2 separate regions of the Homo sapiens genome follow, and region 1 is linked to region 2. Evidence: chromatin loops called from intact Hi-C (ENCODE). Cell type or tissue: ovary. All regions are shown on one strand. Each heading gives the region's core, and the rest is flanking DNA. Links, peaks and the distances in the headings are about the cores only. Region 1 has its middle 34 kb from the start of PNMA8B. Region 2 holds the start of LOC105372421 (a long non-coding RNA gene).

Region 1 (4,385 bases), core at 256-4,255, 500 kb after region 2:
GGGCTGTTCCTAGCCATCTCCCAGCCCCTAGGGAGATGAAACGCCATGGCATACCTGGCCACCGCAGGGCTCAATTAAGATGAGCTGTAATTATTATTATTATTATTACTTTGAGATGGAGTCTCACTCTGTCACTCAGGCTGGAGTGTAGTGGCGCAATCTTAGCTCACTGCAACCTCCATATTCTGGGTTCAAGCAATCCTCCTTCCTCAGCCTCCTGAGTGGCTGGGATTACAGGCGCCTGACACCACCCCCAGCTAATTTTTGTATTTTTAGTAGAGATGGAGGTTTCACCATGTTGGCCAGGCTGATCTGGAACTCCTGACCTCCTGCCCACCTCAGCCTCCCAAAGTGCTGGGATTATAGGCATGCGCCACCGCACCTGGCCAAGGTGAGTTGTCATTATTCTTCTTATTGTTATTCCCACAGCCCTGGAGCCTGGGGCTCTGTGCCTTCTACTGCCTGCCAGACAGCGAGGGGCCTGGGCCAGCAGGGCCGTTCTCCTCCGTGCCAGCTCAGTGCCAGGCCCCTCTGGCTGCCTGCCCAGCCCCAGGACTCCTGAGAGCCTGGATCCGGGGTCCTGGGGGGTAAGGGGCCCCTCCCAAAGGCTGCTGTTGCCCGGAACTCTGACGCAGCCTCAGCAGCAACCCCCAAGCAGGCTGCTCCCATCCCAGGGAAGTCCACCTTCCACCCCATCACCCAGCTGAGACTGAGCCTCATCCTGGACTCCTCCCGACCCCTCAGCCCCCACAGCCCGGCAGTCACTTCACTTCTTCTGCCAAGTCGGCCTCCTGAACATCTCTCAGATCCAGCCATTCCCTTCTCACCCTCCAGCCCCACCCAGCCCTGACCTGGCCTCTCCTGCCCACGTTCCTGGCTCAGCCTCCACCTGGCCTCACAGCCTCTTGTCCTGCCCTTCCAGAGGGGTGTTCCTAAGGCACAAACCTGACCCTGTCCTTTCCCTACTCGGAACCTCCCAGGGCTCCCAGAGCCTCCCGCAGAAAGCCCTGGCTCTCCCCACGGCCCTGCGTGATCTGCTCCCTGCAGCTTCATCATAACCCCCACGCACACACACTGCAGCCCCACTCACCGCCTCCATGCTAGGCTCCGCTAACCTCTGGAACTTTGCCACCAGGTTCTTTCTGCCTGAAGGCCAAAACCATCAACCCCCTAGGGAGACCCCCAGGCATGCGTCCAGAGACCCAGCATCCCCCATCCCTCGTCCACTATGTCACCCCACTGTGAGAGCTGAAAGGTTGTTTCTGCCCATTCAGGGACAGAGCCTACCCCAGGAGGCCCACTAGATTCTCAGGCCCACCAGGGCCCATGAGTGGCAGGACCCACACTGGGGGACTGGGAGCTGTGACCCTCTAGGCTAACGGGGAACTATGGGAGCTCTGCCTGGGGACACAGGGCCCCAGGCCTGGGCCAGTTCAAGAGATGAGTGGCTGGCAGCTCCCAGCAGATCACCAGGCTGGGGACGAACCCTGAGGGTGAGAGAGACTCCTCTCCCAAACTAGGAGTGGGCTAGGGTCCTGGACTTTGCCCCAACATCCCCCTCCCACGCCCTGCACGCCTTCAGCCCACACCATTCCACGCTTTCAGCCCACGCCTTCTGCGGCCTCCCCGTCGGGTCCAGCCTCAGCCTCACCCGTCCCATTCATCCACATGACATCGCAAACTTGACCCTCCCCCTCCCTTATTCCAAAATTTTCTCTAGTTCCCCAGTGCCCCGGGAACAAGTCGGGTTCCTATGAAGCCCTGTATCCCGCAGTCCCACCTTCTCCCCAGTGTTAAGCTCTACTCAGGTGGGGTTCCTCTGCCTCCCCCTACCGGGCTGTAAACCCCCCGGGAAGGTAGGACCTGGGCTGTTTCAGTCCCCATCTAGGCAGGATCAGACCCTGGTGAATGCATGTGGAGGGAAGAAAGGGAAAGAAAGGGAGGAAGGGACAGAATAAGAAGGGGAGGGAGGGTGGTGCCCTTTAAAATCAAAACCTCTGGTTTCATCTTTCTTCCCTGAACTGGCTCCCCACGCCCACCAGAGGGCGCTCTGACCCAGCAAATTCCTCATACAGCAACAGCCCGTTCTACACACAAAAGGGAATTATGAAAATAAGGATTGACACCAATAATCGATACTTAAAGCCCTACTGTGACCAGTACCTATGCTAAATTATCCACGTGCCTAAATCAACACAGCAATTCTGAGAATATCTTATAAATGAGGAAAGTGAGGCTCAGAGAGGTCATTTAACTTTCCCAGTGTCACACAGCACATAAGCTGCAGAGAAGCTTCCAGCTCTGGCCTTGGTAACCCCACAACCTTCCGTTCCTTGGTCATAGCCTGACGTGACCAAACCACAATGCCCTCTGTGCCTGGCCCTGCCACCTCCTGCCCAACCCCCATCCCGAGGCTCAGCCACACCCTTCCACCCCCAGCTCCTTAGACATCCTGTTCCCCATTTAGTCACTGGAATCTTAGCCCATTGGCTGCCTCGAAAGCACTTCTTCCCTTTCCCTACCCCCACCTCCCACAAATGGTCACCTCCTCCCTTCAGCTCAATGTCACCTCCTCTGAGTAAGCCTGTCCTGATCCAGGGTTAGCTCCATCTCTTCCGACTCACCTCCCCTAAGAATCCAGGCTTTCCCTGCGCTCCAGGAGGCAGGGCTTCAGTCATCATCGTGTCCCCAGAGCCCTGCACAGGCACTACAGAAAGACTGAATGAATGAATGGATGAGTGAAGTCTACGGGGTTAAATAAATGAACACTCAATGAGTGACACCCTCTCCCTCTCCCTCAGCCAGAAATTGAGACATTCTCCAACAAACACCCACAGCCAGGAAGAGAAGATCCCGGACCCGCTAGCCAAGAGTGCACGCTTCAGGCTCCCAGGACCCCCAAAATTCATCCTGCTGAGGCTGTCGGGGGATGCTGCCAGGACTCTGTTGGAAGCCAAGGCCCTAGGGCTCCTGGAGAGGGTCCCATACTCCCTTCAGTCCCTCCCCAGGCCAGGTACAGTGAGTCTCACTAATGCCATCATGCCTTTAGGGCAGAGTCTCCTGCTTTCCAGCCCAGAGTCCACTTCCCTCTCCTGAATGATTCACCTCCATTTCTCTCCAGAGAATCCCCCTCCCCACTCTCCTTCCAGGTGACTCCTACAGGGCTCACCCAATCCCCTGCCCACCCAAGCCTGGCCAGTCAGTACGCTTCCTCCCTCCCTGGTCACTGTGATTGGGGCAGGGGCAAGCACATGATCCAGTTCATCCAATAGGAGTCAGCCCTGGGTCCAGGGCTAAATTAATGAATGAAGGAACCCTAGAACCAGCCATGCCTGAAGCCAAAGCCACGCTGGACTTTTTTTTTTTTTTTTTTTTTTTTTTTTTTTGAGACAGAGTCTCGCTCCATTGCCCAGGCTGGAGTGCTGTGGCGCGATCTCAGCTCACTGCAAGCTCCGCCTCCTGGGTTCACGCCATTCTCCTGACGCAGCCTCCCGAGTAGCTGGGACTACAGGCGCCTGCCACCAGGCCTGGCTAATTTTTTGTATTTTTTTTTTTTTTTTTAGTAGAGACGGGGTTTCACCGTGTTGGCCAGGATGGTCTCAATCTCCTGACCTCGTGATCCGCCTACTTCGGCCTCCCAAAGTCCTGGGATTACAGGCGTGAGCCACCGTGCCCAGCCAACCCTGGTCTTTATAGTAATATGAGCCAATGAATTCCTTTTTCACTAACCTGCTTAAACATGGCTAACTTGGGTTTCTGTACTTGGGACCTAAACAGTCCTGTGTATCCCACTCCTCAAAGCATTCTCTGAGGCCCCAAGGGAAGCAGGGTGGGGGGTGGCTTCTCAGTGTCCTGCCAGTCAGTACATCTGGCTCCAAATGCTGGACCAGGAGTTAGGGGGAGAGGGAAAGGGTCTTCTGGAGTTTTTAGACCTTGGCACCATCATTTGCCATATTCCTGAGTCTTTTCACCTTGTTCCTGGGGCTCTGGGTCTCTTGTCAACAGGGAACAAGATGACAGCTGCCTGGTAGAGACGGTATCACCATCCCTGGAGCAGATCTGTCTGGAAGGCATATTCTCAATCCCTGCATTTGCAGGACAGACCCAAGCTTGCACAGAGGTCAGACCAGCAGCTTAGTCATGGGGTGGGCTGAAGATACGAAACAGCTGATTTTTCTCTCCATTATGTTGTCCAGGTGGAAGAAGGGATGAATGAATGAACCCTGGGGCTCATCCTAGGGCCTGGGGCTTGGCTCACCATGACAGTGTTCCCAGACACGGGGTGCAGCCCAGGAAAGAACTGAGGCCACCCTGGGGGTGCTGGTGGGACAGTTAGCAAGACATGAAAGGGACCTCCTGGGTGTCATGACATAATAATTTGCAGG
Region 2 (4,385 bases), core at 73-4,072:
CTGCAGCCACTGTCCCCTTCTTGCTGCCCTTGAACATGCTTTGACTACCCTGTTCCCTTGGGGACTTCAGACACACCAGGTATAAGTTTTAAATAGAGGAACCTGGAACGAATTCAGGAACTTTGTACCTTAGCTTTAAGACAACAAAACACCAAGCCAGCCTTTTGTAAAAAGACAGGACTATTTACACATCACATTCCTTTTTTTAATTTTTATTTTCTTTTTTCCCTTTCTTTTGCCTGTTCTTTCATTTGAGGCACAGATCCCTTAAAGACACTAAGAATATAAACATTAGCCAGCTGGAGTGAAGCCTTCCATTGTGAGAGTTTTATTTAGTCTGTATCTTTAAAAAAATGTATTTACTTATTTATTTTTTGAGACAGTTTCACTCTGTTGCCCAGGCTGGAGTGCAGTGGCACAATCTTGGCTCACCACAACCTCCGCCTCTTGGGTTCAAGCAATTCTTTTGCCTCAGCTTCCCTAGTAGCTGGGATGACAGGTGCCCACCACCATGCTCAGTTAGTTTTTGTATTTTTTTTTTTTTTTTTTTTAGTAGAGATGGGGGTTTCACTATGTTGGCCAGGCTGGTCTTGAACTCCTGACCTCAGGTGATCTGCCTGCCTCGGCCTCCCAAAATGCTGGGATTAAAGGTGTGAGCCATATTTACTTACTTATTTTTACATACAGGTGTGAGCCATATTTACTTACTTATTTTTACATACAGGTGTGAGCCATATTTACTTATTTTTACATACAGGTGTGAGCCATATTTACTTACTTATTTTTACATACAGGTGTGAGCCATATTTACTTATTTTTACATACAGGTGTGAGCCATATTTACTTACTTATTTTTACATACAATACAAACACTTTAAATAAAGTTGAAGATCATCTCCATGGACCAGGTGGTCAAGCCGAACACCCAGGATCCAGCTGTCAAGTTCAGGGTAGCCCCTGAGCTTCTCACTCTGACTCCAACAGGGTGAGCTTGCTATCCTTGTGGCACAGGGCCTTTTGCATTGTGGATGATGGAGCGGCTCGTATAGTCCATAAGTTTTGTGCGTAGCTGTGTACCCTGTCCCTGTGAGCTGGTTCTGCCCGGCACCTCGGTGACCTCGAGGAAAGAAGCTGAGGTAAGACCTGGCCTGCCTGGCTCCTCGACTTCCTTCCTCAGCCCTCAAATTCTGGCTCCCACCTCACTCTCTAAATTTATTTTTATTTTAAATTTCATTTTAGAGACAGAGTCTTGCTTTGTCACCCAGGCTGGAGGGCAGTGGCACCATCATAGCTCACTGCAGACTCGAACTCCTGGGCTCAAGGGATCCTCCTGCCTCGGCCTCCAAAAATGGTGAGATTATGGACATGAGACACTGCACTGGGCCTATTGTGTATCTTGTTGGCCTAAAATTGAAACATGCCTTGTGAGCGTTTACTGCAACTTCAATGAGTGATTATTATGTTGCCTTTAATCCTGAGAGACTGTATTACTTGTGCACTTTTTTTTTTTTTGGATAGGGGGAAATTAGATTTATTCCCTATATGTTTTAGAAAATTGAAGTTTTAAATATCAGACTCACTAGCTGCCCTGATTTAATCTGTTACAATTAAGTCAGTTAAAAAACTCCTCCTTGGCCGGGCATGGTGGCTCACACCTGTAATCCCAGCACTTTGGAAGGCCAAGGTGGGCAAATCACTTGAGATCAGGAGTTCGAGATCAGCCTGGCCAACATGATGAAACCCTGTCTCCCCTAAAAATACAAAAATTAGCCAGGCGTGGTGGCGGGCGCCTGTAATCCCAGCTACTTGGGAGGCTGAGGCAGGAGAATCGCTTGAGCCCGGGAGGCAGAGGTTGTAGTGAGCTGAGATTGCGCTACTGCACTCCAGCCTGGGCAACAGAGCCAGACCCTGTCTAAAACAAAACAAAACAAAACAACAACAAAACCCCCAGGACTTCCTGTACCCACATTCTAGTGGGGAAGACAGGAAGCAAATTAACAAACATCTAATAACTATTTTTAAAAGCCAGATATACGATATTTCACGTGGATGACCCGATTGGCCTGCTGCGGGTCAGGGAAACAGGCTCCCAGGTCGCATCCTCAGCTTGTTCTTGGCGCTGGAAAAAAGATGCTACGCGGTTCCCTCCTTCAGCCACCAGAGGGCGCGCCCTCCCCGTTTGTCCTCTTTCGCGCACTTTTTCTCCCGCACCTGTCAGTCACAGGGCAGCCCTTTAGCGGAACAGGGATCCTGTTCTGTGATTTTCCTGAGGGCCTGCCTCTCCCAGGGAGTAGCGGGCTCCTACGAACAGTAATAGCAACCATAATGTAGAGACCAAGAGCAGAGTTACTGAGTTTTATGCTGATGTCCAAAGTCACAGGGCATTTCATTTTTCTTCTTTTTTCCTTTCCTTTAAAAAAATGGGCTGGGCATGGTGGCTCACGCCTATAATCCCAGCTCTTTGGAAGGCCGAGGCGGGTGGATCACCCGAGGTCAGGAGTTCGAGACCAGCATGGCCAACATGATGAAACCCTGTCTCTACTAAAAGTACAAAAAATTAGCTGGCTGTGGTGGTGGGCGCCCGTAATCCCAGCTACTCGGGAGGCTGAGGCAGGAGAATCACTTGAACCCGGGAGGTGGAGGTTGCAATGAGCCGAGATTGAACCATTGCACTCCAGCCTGGGCAACAAGAGCAAAACTGTGCCTCAAAAAAAAAAAAAAAAAAAAAAGTGATTGGGTCGTGAGAGTTCTGTTTTCATAAATGAATTAATACATTCATGAATTAATGAGTTAATAGATGAATGGGTTATCATGGTAGTAGGACTGGTGGCTTTATAAGAAGAGGAAGAGAGACTTTAGCTAGCATCCTCAGCCCCCTCGCCATGGGATGCCCCATGCTGCCTCAACACCCTGTAGAGTCCCCACTAGCCAGAAGGCTGTCAACAGAAGGACCCCACAGTTTCAGCCTCAGAACTGTAAGAAACAAATTTTGTTTCTTTATAAATTACCCAGTTTCAGGTATTCTGTTATAAGCAACAAAAAATGGACTAAGACAGGAATATTACTGGGTTAAGAAATAAAAGTAAAAAAGAACTACTATTGATACATGCAATAATCTGGATAAATCTCAAGGGCATTATGCTAAGTGAAAAAAAGTCAATCTCAAAAGATTTCATACTGTACAATTCCAATTATATAACTTTTTTTTTTAGACGGAGTCTTGCTGTGTCACCCAGGCTGGAGTGCAGTGGTACAATCTTGGCTCACTCTCACTGCAACCTCTGCCTCCCAGATTCAAGCAATTCTCCTTGCCTCAGCCTCCCAAGTAGCTGGGATTACAGGAGTGCACTACCACGCCTGGCTAATTTTTGTATTTTTAGTAGAGATGGGGTTTCACCATGTTGGCCAACCTGGTCTTGAACTCCTGACCTCAGGTGATCCACCCGCCTTGGCCTCCCAAAGTGCTGTGATTACACGTATGAGCCACAGCGCCCAGCCTATATAACATTCTTACAATGAGAACACAACAGAGATGGAGAACAGATTGGTATTTGCAAAGGGACAGATACAGTGTGTTTGTGTATGTGCATGTATATGTGTGTGTGCCTGCCACTATAGTGGTAACACAAGGGGATTCCTTTGTGGGTCTCTATCTTGATTGTGGTGGTAGGTATACAAATATTTATATGGATCAGATTGCATAGAAACACACATGCACATGCGTGCACACACACACAGGAATGCATGTGAAACTGGTGAATACTGAATAAGGTCCTCTGTAATCTAGTTAACAGTAATGTACCCATGTCACTTTCCTGGTTTTGATATTATACTATGGTTATGTAAGATGTTCCCACTGTGGGAATACTGGATGAATGTTACGTGGGACTGTATGTACCATGCAATTTCCTGTGAGTCTGTAAGAGTTCAACACAAAAAGTAATTACAAAAGAAGAAAAGAAAAGGTGCTGGTGATGACAAGGTTGTTGGGAAAAGGGCTTGTGCGGTGCCTGCATAAACTGGCCGTAAAAAATATGGGACAATAAGTTGTGGAAAGCCACAGGAGGCCTCTGATGAGGAAAGCCTTCTAATTGCCATCACGTTCCCATGGCCAGAGCGTGACCTGCTCTCTTATTTACAAGCACTGTGCTCAAGGAGAAAGACACTCCTTTGAAGCATTGGAATGTGGCCAGATATGCCGGCTCCTAGTTACGCCCACTCCCCACAGCTGCTCTCCAGTGAGTTAAAGAATAAATCAGTAGTTAAGTTTATGCTGCTTCAGCACAAAGACAATTTACCTAAACCGCCATTGCTATAGATTAGGTGTATGACACACCGCCCCCCTTTCACCATTTCACCCCTGAATATCTGCTTCTCAGATCTAA

What was found. Hi-C counts contacts between places; a loop is a spot of excess contacts. Peaks named below come from ENCODE experiments on the same cell type or tissue, not always from the same donor. Only the 100,000 strongest peaks of a DNase experiment are listed, where the experiment ranks them.
Region 1: a loop joins it to region 2, with 2.1 times the contacts of the local background. A loop is called at or near these places in 1 of 110 quality-filtered maps.

Annotation. Positions count from the first base shown.
Region 1 is chr19:46,527,696-46,532,080 of GRCh38, forward strand. It overlaps the pseudogene PPP5D1P. Among named protein-coding and RNA genes, the nearest start is that of PNMA8B, 34 kb to the left of the region's middle. RefSeq lists a silencer at 3,154-3,263. In ovary, for the core only: a CTCF peak has its summit at 2,057 (motif pointing right); DNase peaks (open chromatin) are centred at 2,034 and 2,401.
Region 2 is chr19:46,026,908-46,031,292 of GRCh38, forward strand. LOC105372421 (a long non-coding RNA gene) reads left to right here and starts at 904. Exons shown (of 3, transcript NR_187871.1): 1 at 904-1,136; 2 at 1,240-1,351; 3 at 2,026-3,007. In ovary, for the core only: a CTCF peak has its summit at 2,183 (motif pointing right); a DNase peak (open chromatin) is centred at 2,169.